Regions from separate parts of the Homo sapiens genome. Here region 2 is linked to region 1. Evidence: chromatin loops called from intact Hi-C (ENCODE). Cell type or tissue: IMR-90. All regions are shown on one strand. Links, peaks and the distances in the headings refer to the core of each region. The heading gives the core; the rest is flanking DNA.

Evidence for each region. Peaks named below come from ENCODE experiments on the same cell type or tissue, not always from the same donor. Only the 100,000 strongest peaks of a DNase experiment are listed, where the experiment ranks them.
Region 2: it touches region 1 in a loop (10-fold over the local background); 15 of 110 quality-filtered maps call a loop at or near these places.

Annotation. Positions count from the first base shown.
Region 1 is chr6:81,462,164-81,470,792 of GRCh38, forward strand. All of the region lies in intron 4 of LOC105377871 (a long non-coding RNA gene), which reads right to left. Among named protein-coding and RNA genes, the nearest start is that of TENT5A, 290 kb to the right of the region's middle. In IMR-90, for the core only: a CTCF peak has its summit at 3,884 (motif pointing left); no DNase peak of the experiment used is centred there.
Region 2 is chr6:81,237,610-81,246,238 of GRCh38, forward strand. No RefSeq gene overlaps it. Among named protein-coding and RNA genes, the nearest start is that of TENT5A, 510 kb to the right of the region's middle. In IMR-90, for the core only: a CTCF peak has its summit at 4,302; no DNase peak of the experiment used is centred there.

The DNA.
Region 1 (8,629 bases), core at 301-8,300:
ATTTTTTTATTTTTTTTCTGTTTTTGCGAAGAATGATGATGGTATTTTGGTGAGGACTGCATTGAATCTGTATATTGCTTTTGGCAGTATGGTCATTTTCACAATATTGATTCTACCCATCCATGAACATGGGATGGGATACAGCAAAAGTGGTGCTAAGAGGAAAGTTCATAGCTTTAAATGCCTACATCAAAAAGTCTGAAAGAGCACAAATAGACATCTTAGGTCACACCTCAAGGAACTGGAGAAACAAGAACAAACCAAACCCAAACCCAGCAGAAAAGAAGAAATAACAAAGATCAGAGCAGAACTAAATGAAATGGAAACAAACAAAAAAAAAGATAAATGAAACAAAAAGTGCGTTGTTTGAAAAGATAAAGAAGATTGATAGACCATTAGTGAGATTAACCAAGAAAAGAAGAGAGAAGATCCAAATAAACTCAATTAAAAATGAAACAAGAGATATTATAACCAATACCACAGAAATACAAAAGATCATTCAAGGCTACTATGAACATCTTTATACACACAAACTAGAAAATCTAGAGGAGTTGGATAAATTTTTGGTAATATATAACCTTATAGATTAAATCAGGAAAAATTGGAAACTCTTTACTGGCTAATAACAAGTAGCAAGATTGAAATAATAATAAAAAAATTGCCAACAAAAAAAGTCCAGGACCAGATGGATTCACAGCTGAATTCTATCAGACATTTAAAGAAGAATTGGTATACTTCCTACTGAAATTATTCCAAAAGATAGAGAAAGGAAATCCTCTCTAAATCATTCTATGAAGCCAGTATCACCCTAATACCAAAACCAGGAAAGGACATAACAAAAAAAGAAAACTACAGACCAATATCCCTGATGACCATAGATACAAAAATCCTCAACAAAGTACTAGCTAACCAAATCCAACAGCATATCCAAAAGATAATACATCATTATCAAGTGAGTTTCATACCAGGAATATAGGGATGGTTTAACATACACAAATTAATAAATGTGATACATCATATAAACAGAATTAAAAACAAAAATTGCATGATCATCTCAACAGATGCAGAAAAAGCATTTCATAAAATCCAGCACCCATTTACGATAACCCTCAGAAAAATTGGCATAGAAGGGACATACCTCAAAGTAATAAAAGCCATCTAAGACAAACCCAGAGCCAACATCAAACTGAACTGGAAAAAGGTGAAAGCATTCCCCCTGATAATTGGAACAAGCCAAGGATGTCCACTTTCACCACTTCTATTCAACACAGTACTAGAAGTCCTAGCCAGAGCAATCAGAGAGAAGCAAAAAATACAGGGCATGCAAATCAGAAAGGAGAAAGTTAAACTGTTGCTTCTAGCCAATATGATCATATACCTAGAAAACCCTAAAGACTCATCCAGGAAGCTCCCAGATCTGATAAATGAATTCAGTAAAGTTTCAGCATACAAAATAGTGTACACAAATTAGTAGCACTGTTATATACCAACAATGACCGAGCTGAGAATCAAATTAAGAATTCAATCCCTTTTACAAAAGCTACAAAAAAATAAAATAAAATACTTAGGAATATATTTAGCCAAGGAGGTGAAAAATCTCTGCAAGTAAAACTATAAAACACTGGTGAAAGAAATCATAGAGTCCATATTCCTTACTGGCTTCCAAGGAATGCTGTAGCTATTTTCTACAGACCATACTTTCAGTAGCAAATACATAAATATGGTCTCATGATTAAAATGTGGTCAGGTTTCTTTCAAAAGTTATATAAAAGGTAATACTGATATAGAGGTATTCAACACACAGTCATTTATAATAGTGAAAACCTAGAAATATTCTAAATGCCTAACAACAGAGCTAATTTGAAGGGATAATATTTGATATAACAGTATATTTTCAGAGTTTTAAATTTCATGGAAAAATCACTAAAATATACAAAGAAAAACTATGTTATGAAATTATACACAAACTATACAGGAATACCCCAATTACATTAAGATGGATAAAAATAGACTAAATGTGATGCAGAATGTTTACTGTGATTATGACAGATTTTGTGATTTTGAGCAAATTTAATTTCTTTATAGATTTTTGTATTTTTTATTTTATATATTTAATACTTTTGCCTTTATAATAAGATAAAATTTACTAAGCAAAATAATGTGTTGTATCTGATCACATATGCCTTTCTAATATTTGTGTCAGGGCACACTACAAGATTTAATCCCCATTAGTTTAAACTTGAAATTCCTTAGTTTATCAAAAAAAATTTTAATAAAGATTTATATGTGTATTTCCCACATCTTATGATGAATTTCATGTCCTCATTGCTCCTTATGTATATGCAGAGTAGTACCTTCTTTAATTTGTCCAAAAAGCAACATAGCTCTGTCTCTCTCTCTATATATATATATATATGTATACATATGTATATATAAAATACATATCACACACATATGTATATATAAAATCATGTATAATGATGAAGCTGTACTTATCCTAGAGATGCAGGTTGGTTTAGTATTTTTAAAAACATAATAAAATGATGTGATTCTCCATGAGATAGGGTCTAACAAGTCAAATTCCCTAACACCATGACAAATTACTTGTAATTTTTAAGTAAAAGCCTTCACTCCTCCCCTCCACTAATCCGTGTTAAAATCGCCTCAAAATCCTTCTCCTTATCCACTAAGGATTCATTCAATAAAATAGAACACATGTTCCCTAGGAAATTAAACTTATAGAGAATAAACTGACAACGTCCACTTTGAGTCTTAAATCCATGTGAAAGTTGTACGCAAAAATATGTGAATGGATGAGTTGTCAGCTGGCTCATTAGAAAACGGATCTTTCTAAAGACATTTGGAATGGAACGAAGGATTTATCCTCTCAAGAGTGTGCTACCAGGTGTGGTAAAGATCTATCCAAGGCAAAGAACAACTTTAATTAAGATAAATCCTTTCTAGAGCAGAAAACACTAGGGATCTCCCTGTTGGGATACCAAAAACTTCAACCAAACTTGTTTTTTTGTGTGTATTTGTCTGGAGAACTGCTTAGCTCAATCATACTCAGTCTTTTGACACCACCAAAGAATTTTAGTCTGATGCTTTTACTCTGATGCCCACAAGTACTCCATCCAATGCTGTGACAAACTAATACTCAATCCTGACTACGTATAAAAATTACCTGCTGAACTTTAAAAAAATATTTGATGTTTGGCACTATTTAGAAAAACTGAATTAAGTCTCTGAACATGGATTCAGGACATAGTCATTTTTATAAATAGTGGCCAGAGAATTCAAACCTGTAGCGAGGGTTGAATTTCACTGTAATAACCCACCAACTTGGCTCACCATTGCCTTGAACAAATTCGAGCACCTTAAGGTACTGACATTTTAATAATGATCAAAAATTTAAGCCAAGTTAATAGGATTTCAGGCACCAGTTATAGCCCAAAGAGAAAGAAGGGGAATAGAAGGAAGGGTAAAACATAATTTTGAAAAAAGTAGTAACTCCTGCCTATAAACATAGGCAAAATACATGGTCCTCTTCTTATCTATTTATAATGGTGATTCTCTCTTATTTTAGAGTTCTAGAACTGTAAAATCCATTTGGTCCAAACTCAATAAGTATATGACTTTCTATTCTATCTGAATTTTTCAGACAGACTGGGACTATGCTATGCTGACCAGAAAGTCTAAGACTACAGTTAGAGGGGTATATGTTTGTGACATACATTGTCCCAAATTTCCAAGAAAAAGTATCAAGTTGACAGCATAAGCATTTTAATCCTGTCAGGTATTTTCCCCTGTTCTGTCAAATCTAACCCAGATGCCCTACAACCTTCAATTTTCCACCCACAGACAATCATCTTTTTAGCTTGCCCTCTGGTGGCCACTATTTCCTTCCCAAAGCTACACTTTTTTTTCCCCTCCATTCAACTTCATTTCACTAGAGGATTTACCAATAAAATTCAAGATTTCCAGTTAAATTTGATTTTCAGATAAAGAACAAATAATTTTGGACATACTTTCATTTAAACATTATTTATTGCTTATCTGATATTCAAATTTAATATGGGCATCTTGTTTTGTTTTTGTTTTTGTTTTGTGTTGTGCTGCTGAATCTGGCAATCATATAGCAAATATATGCTGAAATGCAGTGAAACATTTGAAAAATTTGCTTGGCATTGGAACTATGGCAGTATTATCAGACCTCAAATTAAATTTACAATCAAACCAAGAAAAGAAGACTCCCAATTTTTAAATTTTTAATTATGAGGGAAAAATGGATAATCAAGCAATCTTGATGAAAATCTCTCTTAGCATTTAGAAGATCAATTAAAGAAAAAAATGGATTTGCAAACATTATTATCAATATGACTTTTTTATTCAATGTTCTTGTAAATTACTTTTTCGTTCAGTAAAAATTTTGTGGATTAAATGCAAAAGTTACAGGTTAATCAGTGATATTTACTTTTAAAGTTAAAATACAGGGAAAAGAAGACTATAAAAATGACATTTTATTTTACATCACCTTGTTGTCTACATGGACATAGAATTTTCAGAAGTTTTATCTGTAGTCATTTTGAGCCCACAGGTTTTAATTATTTTATTAAATAACTTACCTAATAATTAGGAGTTTAGGCCGTTAGCTTTTTTCAGTTTTACTATTTTTTTCTATAATTTCAGGTCTGTCTTTTAGTGAGAGATAGGAATTCCTAATAAGATGTTAAGTTACATGATGGTGTAAAGTTGTCATTCACTTCCTCCATCTCCAGCCCCCATAGTACTGGAAACCTCCTGCCTACCCAAGAAGTACTATAGTGGATTGCATAGAAGGTGTGGGACTTTTAAAAATGGTAAAGAGAAATTTCAACATTTCTTTATAATTAGATAAAAAGTGAGAGACATCATGCTAAGATTAGTCAGTCTTGGGCACCCAGTGAGCTAGGCAAAGACACACTTGTCATCTAAAACCAAAACCCCTAGAAGACAAGCATGTATAGTAAGATAGTTGTACAAAAATATTTATAGCAATGCTGTAACTGGAGAATAAACAGAACAAACCAAAACTGCAAATGCTAATAATCATTATCAGTATGATATATAAATAATTGTCATATAGTCATATACTGAAATACTATAAAACAATTAAAATGTACCACTGTGGCAAAGAGTGATAAGCAAGGAGGATATGCATGTGTAGTGGAAAGCAGTATATGAAAAATATCTGTACCTTCCTCAACTTTGCCATAAATCTAAAACTGCTCTAAATCATAAAGTGTATTAAACAGAAATAAATAGTAATAAATGAATGTTTATACACATAATAACACAGGCATAATATTGACTAAAGATAAGCAAGACACATAGCATAAGATATTGTTCACCTTCACAAATAATTTAGTAAAACTACATGGAGACAAGGAATGAAAAATACAAAATCCAGATGGCAACTACTTCTTAGGAAAAAAAAACAAACAACAAGACGTAACTGTAGAAGGAAACACATCAAGTTTTAATTTAGTGGTAATAGTCTCTTTATTAATGTGGGTATTGGTGGTCACTCTATCATGATTTTTCATACCATCCATATACTTTAAAAATACTTTTATTATCACATCAATGTACATTTTAAAAAAGAATAAGCAAACTTCCTCATCTCAGATTATTTTTTGCTATTTGAACATATATATATAAAACATATATAATATATATATGTTATATATAACATAACATATATTATATATAACATATATTATATTTAATATATATATTATATATGTTATATTATATATGTTATATTATATATGTTATATTATATATGTTCTATATATTATGTATGTTCTATATATTATATATGTTATATATATAACATATTATAATTTATTATATATGTTCTATATATGATATATCATATATAATATATATGATATATAATATATAATATATGATATATAATATATGATATATAATATATAATATATGATATATAATATATATAATATATATGATATATAATATATATGATATATAATATATCATATATGCTATATAAATATATATAACATAACATATATGTTACATATAATATAACATATCATATATGTTACATATAATATAACATATCATATATGTTACATATAATATAACATATCATATATGTTACATATAATATAACATATCATATATGTTACATATAATATATATCATATATGTTACATATAATATATATCATATATGTTACATATAATATATATCATATATGTTACATATAATATAACATATCATATATGTTACATATAATATAACATATCATGTGTTACATGTAATATATATCATATATGTTACATATAATATATATCATATATGTTACATATAATATATATCATATATGTTACATATAATATATATCATATATGTTACATATACTATATATCATATATGTTACATATAATATATATCATATATGTTACATATAATATATATCATATATGTTACATATAATATATATCATATATATAAAATTTCAAGTTGGGTTATTTAAGTTTATTTTAGGAAATATGTTTAAATCACAGATTCTATAGCTCTATTTAGACTGTTTTCAATCACAACTTGAAAAATCCCAAAAATATATATTAAAATGTCAAGGATAAGTTAAAATTGTGTGAAAGACTGAAAAATAAATCTGCGGTTCTGCAGACACTGCTGCTGATACACAGACAAACAGGGTCTGGAGTGGACCTCTAGCAAATTCCAACAGACCTGCAGCTAAGGGTCCTGTCTGTTAGAAGAAAAACTAACAAACAGAAAGGACATCCACACCAAAAACCCATCTGTACATCACCATCATCAAAGACCAAAAGTAGATAAAACCACAAAGATGGGGAAAAATCAGAGCAGAAAAACTGGCAACTCTAAAAAGCAGAGTGCCTCTCCACCTCCAAAGGAAAGCAGTTCCTCACCAGCAATGGAACAAAGCTGGACAGAGAATGACTTTGACGAGTTGAGAGAAGAAGGCTTCAGATGATCTAACTACTCCGAGCTACAGGAGGAAATTCAAACCAAAGGCAAAGAAGTTGAAAACTGAAAAAAATTTAGACGAATGTATAACTAGAATAACGAATACAGAGAAGTGCTTAAAGGAGCTGATGGAGCTGAAAGCCAAGGCTTGAGAACCACGTGAAGAATGCAGAAGCCTCAGGAGCCGATGCGATCAACTGGAAGAAAGGGTAAAAGTGATGGAAGATGAAATGAATGAAATGAAGCGAGAAGGGAAGTTTAGAGAAAAAAGAATAAAAAGAAACGAACAAAGCCTCCAAGAAATATGGCACTATGTGAAAAGACCAAATCTGCCTCTGATTGGTGTACCTGAAAGTGATGGGGAGAATGGAACCAAGTTGCAAAACACTCTGTACGATATTATCCAGGAGAACTTTCCCAATCTAGCAAGGCAGGCCAACATTCAGATTCAGGAAATACAGAGAATGCCACAAAGATACTCCTCGAGAAGAGCAACTCCAAGCCACATAATTGTCAGATTCACCAAAGCTGAAATGAAGGAAAAAATGTTAAGGGCAGCCAGAGAGAAAGGTCGGGTTACCCACAAAGGGAAGCCCATCAGACTAACAGCGGATCCCTCGGCAGAAACTCTACAGGCAAGAAGAGAGTGGGGGCCAATATTCAACATTCTTGAAGTAAAGAATTTTCAACCCAGAATTTCATATCCAGCCAAACTAAGCTTCATAAGTGAAGGAGAAATAAAATACTTTACAGACAAGCAAATGCTGAGAGATTTTGTCACCACCAGGCCTGTCCTAAAAGACCTCCTGAAGGAAGCACTAAACATGGAAAGGCACAACCAGTACCAGCTGCTGCAAAATCATGCCAAAATGTAAAGACCATCGAGATTACGAAGAAACTGCATCAACTAATGAGCAAAATAACCAGCTAACATCATAATGACAGGATCAAATTCACACATAACAATATTAACTTTAAATGTAAATGGACTAAAGGCTCCAATCAAAACACACAGACTGGCAAATTGGATAAAGAGTCAAGACCCATCAGTGTGCTGTATTCAGGAAACCCACCTCACGTGCAGTGACACACATAGGCTCAAAATAAAGGGATGGAGGAAGATCTACCAAGCAAATGGAAAACAAAAAAAGGCAGGGGTTGCAATCCTAGTCTCTGATAAAACAGACTTTAAACCAACAAAGATCAAAAGAGACTAAGAAGGCCATTACATAATGGTAAAGGGATCAATTCAACAAGAAGAGCTAACTATCCTAAATATATATGCACCCAATACAGGAGCACTCAGATTCATAAAGCAAATCCTGAGTGACCTAAAAGAGACTTAGACTCCTACGCAATAATAATGGGAGACTTTAACACCCCACTGTCAACATTAGACAGATCCACGAGACAGAAAGTTAACAAGGATACCCAGGAATTGAACTCAGCTCTGCACCAAGTGGACCTAATAGACATCTACAGAACTCTCCACCCCAAATCAACAGAATATACATTTTTTTCAGCACCACACCACACCTATTCCAAAATTGACCACATAGTTGGAAGTAAAGCTCTCCTCAGCAAATGTAAAAGAACAGAAATTAGA
Region 2 (8,629 bases), core at 481-8,480, 220 kb before region 1:
GTGTTATTCCTAACTTACTTAGAAGCCTGAATATATGTTACACATTAAACACAAATTACTGGAGATTTTGATTCAGTAGGTCTGAAGTTGGATAAAATAATCTGCATTTCAAAAATCTCTCTTGATGACTCTAATTATCTTCCAGGTTAAGAAACATCAAACCAAATAAATATTTCAAATTATGAGATTAAATTATTCTAAGTCTGCTTTAAATTCTGTTATGGGGTTACATCACATGGGAACATTAAGTTTTAGAAATAGTTGATTAAAACATCACAAAGTTGTTAAGAAGAAATGACCATGGCATATCCTCCTTAGTCAATACCCACAATGCAGCATCCCTGGTAGCTGTGCCGAAATGTGCCTTTTGGGGATGGGATTATACCTGCTGAAGATACGTGCCTGCATTACAGAAAGCATGTGGCAGTGAATATGTTCCTTAAATGGCCTTGCTTAATGCTTTTCCTGCCATGAAGTATCTTAGCAAGTAGGATGGTGGAAAAGCAAACAAACAAAAAGTACAGTCAGTTGTTAATTATAAAGCTTAAGAAAAGGCATTTCATGTATGGTATTGATTTTTTCCTCAAACCATAAAGACAAAATTTATCATATTTTACCGACAAAGACGACCTTTTTAGAAGTCCAAACTTTCTTGAAAGGAAAAAAAATGGCTCTGAAAAAAATAATTTTTATTTTATATAAAAACCTTTGTCCATCTCTGAGATTAAGAATAAATGTATCAGAGTTGAGAAGGTGGATTCAGGTTGACACATGGAATGCATAACAGCAGGCACTCTAAATTAAAGATAGCTGTCTTGGCAATGGAATTAGTATGATGCAAGATAAACACCAAAGCTTTTAAGGATGCCTTCTTTTTTGTTTTTTTGGAAAAATTTCCTTTTGTCAAAATGGTGCACTCCTAATTAAACACTGGCAAACAAGGTCATTCAAGGCAGCATGGTATTGGAATGAGGCTATGAGTAATAAAATGCTATCTTTTATCAAAATTTCAAGTTATCAGATTCAAATAAACATAATTCTGTTAGACAAAGTGCAGGTCAAAATATAACACTGATTAGAGATAATTAATTCCCCATGGAAAATACTTCAGAAGATGCCAAAGTGCTTGTATTTGTACTCTATAAAGAAGTCAATAATTCTTCATGTTTTCAATGCCTATGTTAATTGGAATTGCAGTTTAACATAAAGTTACTAATTAATTGTCCAGTGTTTATGCAATATTAATGTAACACTGCTTATTTCATTATGAATATTTATATATCAAATTTATGAAAACATATTACTAGTAGGTTGAAAAGCCTAATATGTCATGGCTGCAACATGGTCGAGATGTTGTCCACTTAGAGATGTTTGATTTTATTGAGTTAGTAGAAATAATAATGCTTCTCAAATATATAACATTGAAAGACATGTTTTCCACTATAATAGCAAGACCACATCAACTAAAACCATATGAAAACTACTAAAAAATCTTCTGTCAGAAGATGGAATCATACAAATAATGAATTATAATCTTCAGAATATATTTAACTGTAGTCTGGAAAAGTAGGTGAAAATTTTAAAAGTTAGACTTGAGATATATAATACTGGAGATGAACTATTTTTATATGTAACCATGCTTCTAATTTTCAAATATACAGAATATAAAAATTGAAATGTATAGACAATCTGAATTGATAGATACTATATAACAAACTTAAAATTCAGATATTATTTAACTATGTAACAGGTTTTTATCACCTAGATGTTACCTTAACCAAATGATCAACTTAACATCACCAATCATGGGTTAAGTTGATATCAGGTGCTTCTTAAATTAATGAGCTGAGAAAAACACAATATTACTTTGCTTGTGTTTCTGCCAAAAATGTTGAGCCTGATTCTAATCATGAGAAAATAATTAGATAAATCCAAACAGCAAAGCAAGTGGTCTAGAGTCTTCAAAATATCAATGTCATAAAGCATGAAGGACTTTTTTTAAAATTTTATTTTATTATTATTATACTTTAAGTTTTAGGGTACATGTGCACAATGTGCAGGTTTGTTACATATGTATACATGTGCCATGTTGGTGTGCTGCACCCATTAACTCGTCATTTAGCATTAGATATATCTCCTAATACTATCCCTCCCCCCTCCCCCCACCCCACAACAGTCCCCAGAGTGTGATGTTCCCCTTCCTGTGTCCATGTGTTCTCATTGTTCAATTCCCACCTATGAGTGAGAACATGCGGTGTTTGGTTTTTTGTCCTTGCCATAGTTTGCTGAGGATAGTTTCCAGTTTCATCCATGTCCCTACAAAGGACATGAACTCTTCATTTTTTATGGCTACATAGTATTCCATGGTGTATATGTGCCACATTTTCTTAATCCAGTCTATCGTTGTTGGACATTTGGGTTGGTTCCAAGTCTTTGCTATTGTGAATAGTGCCGCAATAAATATACGTGTGCATGTGTCTTTATAGCAGCATGATTTATAATCCTTTGGGTGTATACCCAGTAATGGCATGGCTGGGTCAAATGGTATTTCTAGTTCTAGATCCCTGAGGAATTGCCACACTGACTTCCACAATGGTTGTAAAAAGAGTAAACTTGGGCCGGGCGCAGTGGCTCACGCCTGTAATCACAGTACTTTGGGAGGCTGAGGCAGGTGGATCACGAGGTCAGGAGATCGAGACCATCCTTGCTAACATGGTGAAATAATCCCGTCTCTACTAAAAATACAAAAAATTAGCCGGCGTGGTGGCGGGCGCCTGTAATCCCACCTACTCGGGAGGCTGAGGAAGGAGAATGGCATGAAACTGGGAGGCGGAACTCGCAGTGAGCCGAGATCGTGCCACTGCACTCCAGCCTGGGCGACAGACAGAGAATTTACTAGATGCAAAAGAATGAAAATGAGAGAGAAAGAGGGAAAGAAAATGTGGCAAAATATTAGAAATTGATAACTCTTGATGAAAGAAGATATATATTTAGTGTACGTTTCTTGCAATTGTAATGCAAATTCAAAATTTTTCAAAATAAAAACTTTTTGAGGAAATGGGATATTTTCTGGCTTACATAATTCATATACTCAACAAACCTCTATGGCTTAAAAGACTTGATGAGAAAATAACCTGAGCTGTAATAAAGGAATGAGGATGAAGGGAGAAGTATAACATAGTAGGTCTGGGATGAGGATCCCTGATTCTAATTCAGGTTGACCAGCTGACAGGTCATGACCAATCATTTCATATTTCTTGGCATCAGATTGTTCATTTGTAGCATGATAGAACTGAACCAAGATGAGCTCAGAAGTCACATATAATTTAGAGCCAATGGTGTTTAGAGACAGAATGACAGGAAAGAGACAATCCTAATTAAAAAGAACTTGAACATAATCAATAATCCACGATGGATACTTGGAACTATACTTCTTTTGGAAAATGCTAGAATCTGGGCAATTAGCAGGACTGTTTAGTGCTTAATATTCCAACGAACTTTGATGTTCTTACTCTTCACTATGATTCTTCAAGGAAAAGCAAACACTGGACTTGGAACATTATCAACCTCACTAAATTATTACTGCTAGCATCTGGTAGAGTACCTCGTGCTGAAGGAATTTCTACAGAAATGTAAAAGTTAAAAAATGAGCAAATTGCCTAATGATTGATGTGCTCAACAATCCACATATGGAAGGAGGAACACATTTTATAGCCTTGAAAAAGCACATCAGTTATATGTTTGCACAGGCACATAAACTGTGCTGCTGTGCACGTCATTGAGGTTTTTTAAAAAAATCTATTGTAGGAAAGATATTTAACATAGAGTAAACTTCGTCCAACAGATCACAGATTAATCCCTGGCTCAGGATTCTTAATAGAATACTAGGGAAATTTCTTTGTTATGTTCATTTTATTATGTTTATTAAAGCAGTTTTTGGAAAAGTTGAAAAGGCTGGTTGTCTTAAGACACACTGAAGTACTGTAATTACCAGGAGAATAAGAGAACATGAGATCCAGAAAAAAGGAGACATGCTGATTTATCATAAAAATATGGTAATTCCAATGTGGTTATTTTCATTGGAATGACATCTCAATGCATATGAAGTCAAGGACACGCTTCTTTCCTGAGACTTGAGATCCTTCCAGTTTAGTCTCATTCTTTATATAAAGCATAAAATTCTTATACCTGACACTATGAATTTATTATACTGTTAGCATTTCCTGGACAAATATTGTTTCCTCTCATATTTGTGTCTTTGGCAAATTAGTAAGGTTATAATACCATCTCCAAGGATCATTCCCCTAGGAGGCAGTATAGTGCAGTGTTTAAGAGGATAGAGTCAGAAAATCAGTTTTTGAGCTTTGAGTTGTAGGAGTTTCTTACATAATCCCGCTAAGCCCTAGGCTTTTCATTTAAAAAAATTGATATAACAATAGTTTTTATAGCATACATTTATTAATATGATTAAATGAGAGAATTTACATACAGCAATTTGCACAGAGACTACCCCAGAGCAAAAACACTTTCTTCACAATTCCCCTCCTATTATTTTCATATTTTATTTGTTCTTTTGTGGTGCCTATCACATTCTTGCAAGAGCCGTGCAGTCCTCATCATTAAATTATAAATTTCCTGTGAACAGGTAAAGTATGTTACCCATTTTTTTATCTACAGAACAACAAAAGTAGAATATACAATAGAGGTTTTTAGTAAATGTTTGTTTAAATGACTTGAGTCATTGAAATTTTAACACAAATACTTTATCTTATCTTTTGGTATTAATGCAGAATCTACTGAATCTACTATATTAACACTGAATATTCTAAAAAAATATTCAAGTTTCAGCACATTGACATAAAAGCAAATTATTTTTTGAGACTATTTAATACTTTCCCTACATTCTTGATATTCTATGTTGCTGTAGTTCAAATTACAGCAAACTACAACTTTATTGGCTCTGGTGCTCCATAATTTGATTCACCTTATGACTGAAGAGCTACTTTTAAATTTCCTTTGAGACATCCAGCCTTTCACCCATTCACCCATTCTGTAAAAATTTAAAAAAAAATGCCCACCAGGAAAGCCCTGACTTCCCATGATTTACTGATTTCTATGATTCATCTTAGAGATTCCGATCATTTAAATTAATTTTGTGAATCAGGCTGTGTATTCTGTGCTGTGAAAATAAAAACCTAATGTTCCACAACTGACTCAGTTAAAAATGACAATCAACAGAAAAACCCACACAAAGTCACCCAAAAGTTCAGCTTAGTCATCAAACCATGTTTGCTGAGAGAAGTTAAAATTTAAATTTATTTTCCAACATGATTATTCCTAAATTTTGCAGTTTTCAGAAACAGAAACTTTTAACATAGTAAATATGATAAAGGCAACATTTTTGCCTTTATGCACCGTTTCTTTTTTTTTCTTTTTTGGACAAAAAGTTTGTAAAATGCATAATCTAGCTGTATCACATACAATTGAATTATATAGTATCTCCCTCTACTTCCATGTATGGGCTGTCTCCACTTAGGATTATTTACCCATGTTATTTCCCCTAAACACCCTATTCTTTTTCCACCTTTCTACTTTTGCGCAAACTGAATCCTCCATCTAAAAGTTGTTTCTTAACTTCAGAATTCTCTTTCCACCATTACATATTCTTTAAGACCTAGCTGTGGTTCAAGTTGTCTCTCACTGTTATCATTTTTCAGCTAATGTATTATTCAATATTAATGTTTCCTTATTTACATAAATATGCTCTGCTTCAATCCCATTACTGGGTATATACCTAAAAGATTATAAATCATTCTCCTATAAAGACACATGCACACATATGTTTATTGTGGCACTATTCACAATAGCAAAGACTTGGAACCAACCCAAATGCCCATCAATGATAGACTGGATAAAGAAAGTGTGGCACATATACACCATGGAATACTATGCAGCCATAAAAAAGGATGAGTTCATGGTCTTTGCAGGGACATGGATGAAGCTGGAAACCATCATTCTCAGCAAACTAGCACAAGAACAGAGAACCAAACACCGCATGTTCTCACTCATAAGTGGGAGTTGAACAATTAGAACACACGGACACAGGGAGGGGAACATCATACACTGGGGCCTGTCAGGGGTTAGGGGGCTACGGGAGGGAGAGCATTAGGAGAAATACCTAATGTAGATGAATGGTTGAGAGGTGCAGCAAACCACCATGGCATGTGTATACCTCTGTAACAAACCTGCACGTTCTGCACGTGTACCCCAGAATTTAAAGTATAATTTTAAAAAATGTTCTGCTTCTGCTGTAAGAATATAAGCAGGCTCAAATCATTAATGTTTTTCCTTCACAGTACCTACCTGAGGAACATGAGCTGACTTTGTGTGAAATGCTTTCTAGTGCAAGCACATAGAGTATCTATGTATACACAGAAAGAAAAGTGCTTTGTAGATTCTGGTCAAGCTTAAAATAGAATGACAGGTTTGCATAGAATAGAATTATAGGCTCATAAGACTGTTATCTTATAGAAATGAAACAAGGTAGTGAAATTGAGAATGCTTTTGCTTGGCTTTCCCTCTGCACATAGATTTCTGATGATAAATTTCTTTCTTTTGATTATAAGAGCATGGAGATGACAAGGCACGTTATAAATAATCAAAGACATGACTTTATAGCTTTACATAGAGGAGCATAAATAATATCTGCATTAACAAAATATGCAAAATTCTTGAGACCAAAGATAATCATATGTGGTGAACGGGTTCTGCGTTTGTTGGTTGAAATCTCATTGTTAACTTTTTGCATTTATTGGCTGAAACTTTCTTGTTAACTTTTTAATTTTTCTGTCATAGTTAAACATTTAACCATCTGACAAAAAGGGAAACACATTTATGCTCATTTGTAACACTGTTTGATTCTTCCTAATACTGTGTAAGTTATGCTTTTTGAATTTGTCAGAATTCTATTTTAGATGCCATAATTTATTTAATAATTCATTTTCTACAAGTGAAAATTATATCTTTAAAAAATCCCTCCCAAATAAAGGAAAAACCAAATCTTTAGGAATCTTAATTATAAATTTAATTTTTTTCATGATTACGTGTATGAGATGTGCCTTGTAATTAGAACTCATATTGCTATTTAAGTAAAGCAATTAAAGTTTGTTTGTATGTATGCTAATAAATGAGGCCAATGAATACAATCATGAAATTTATGTATTTTATTTGAATGTTTTGTATTAATGCTAGGATGAAATACTACCAATAATAGGTAGAAATTTGAGAGGATTCTACTTTTGAAAGAAGAAAACTGTACTGGATGAACTCCACATTTATAGTTTTTCCCCAGAGGACCAGCCACAGTCCATGTAGTGCAGTTTGATTAGCACTCAGGGAGACAGCCATGCTTTTATGGCTTGAGCCATCAGAGAATGGATTTTAGATCTCCCAGTAAAACCTGAATTGGAGAAGAAATATTCAGATGAGATGAGAGCCACAAGGTAGGAAACCCCCATATCTGCATATTAACTCCCATGAACGCTGGCTGAATTGAATGCGTGTTTATAGTAGTGGAGGAGGAACTTCAAATAACCCATTGAAAAGCAGTTGAAAGACTAAAAAGGCAGAGTAAAGATTGGAGTTTTAAGTTTAAGTCCTGCATTTTTAGATGGTCTTGATAAATAAATATTACATTCCATTTAAATTTAGGCATTACTACACTGTACAAATGAAGACATACCAGGACAAAGAGATTCATCCTAAAACCAAGAAAACCAAATAGATATATTATCCAAAAGTTCAAAGTAATTAGACATTAATTTCTCTGCTTTCTAGAACTGACATCAACACTCTTCATGAAGATAATAAAATCCAAATCATTGTAAACATATTCCGAACATCTGTTATCTACAATAAAAATAATCAAATTAGAGAAAATAAAGGAAGAATGCATAAATTACCAGTATCAAGAATGAGAGAGAGGATATTAGTGCTGATACTAATGACAATAAAAGTATAATAAGGGAATATTATGAACCACTATATAAAAATAAATTTTAACAACTTGTAGAAAGTGGATAAAATTTCTCTAAAAATGAAACTTTAGTGTTACTAAAGGTAACAGCAAGAGATATAGAAAATTTGTTAATAAATTTATTTTTTACCAAAATTAATGAAATGATATAGAAGTCTAAATTCTGTACCTACCTATAAAATATATTGCATTCATTTTTTTTTTTTTTTTTTTTTTTTTTTTTTTTTTGAGATGGAGTCTCGCTCTGTCACCCAGGCTGGAGTGCAGTGGCGCGATCTCGGCTCACTGCAAGCTCCGCCTATTGCATTCATTTTTAAAACTATCCCACAAATAAAGTTTAGATCAAGAGGACTTAGTAAATTCTACAAATATTTAAGCTTTCATCAATAGAACATTGGTAAATTCTACAAATTTTTAAGTAAGAAGTAATAGTTTTACAAAACTGTTTTGTAAAATAAAAGAGAGCACATCACGAATCTTTCATGAGTATAGAATTGCCCTAATTCAAAAGTCTGCCAGTATTATGAGAAATAAAGGTGAATATAATAATGTGAGTTTACGTTCCTGTTGTAATGTTGTTAGCTAGTTACTTTG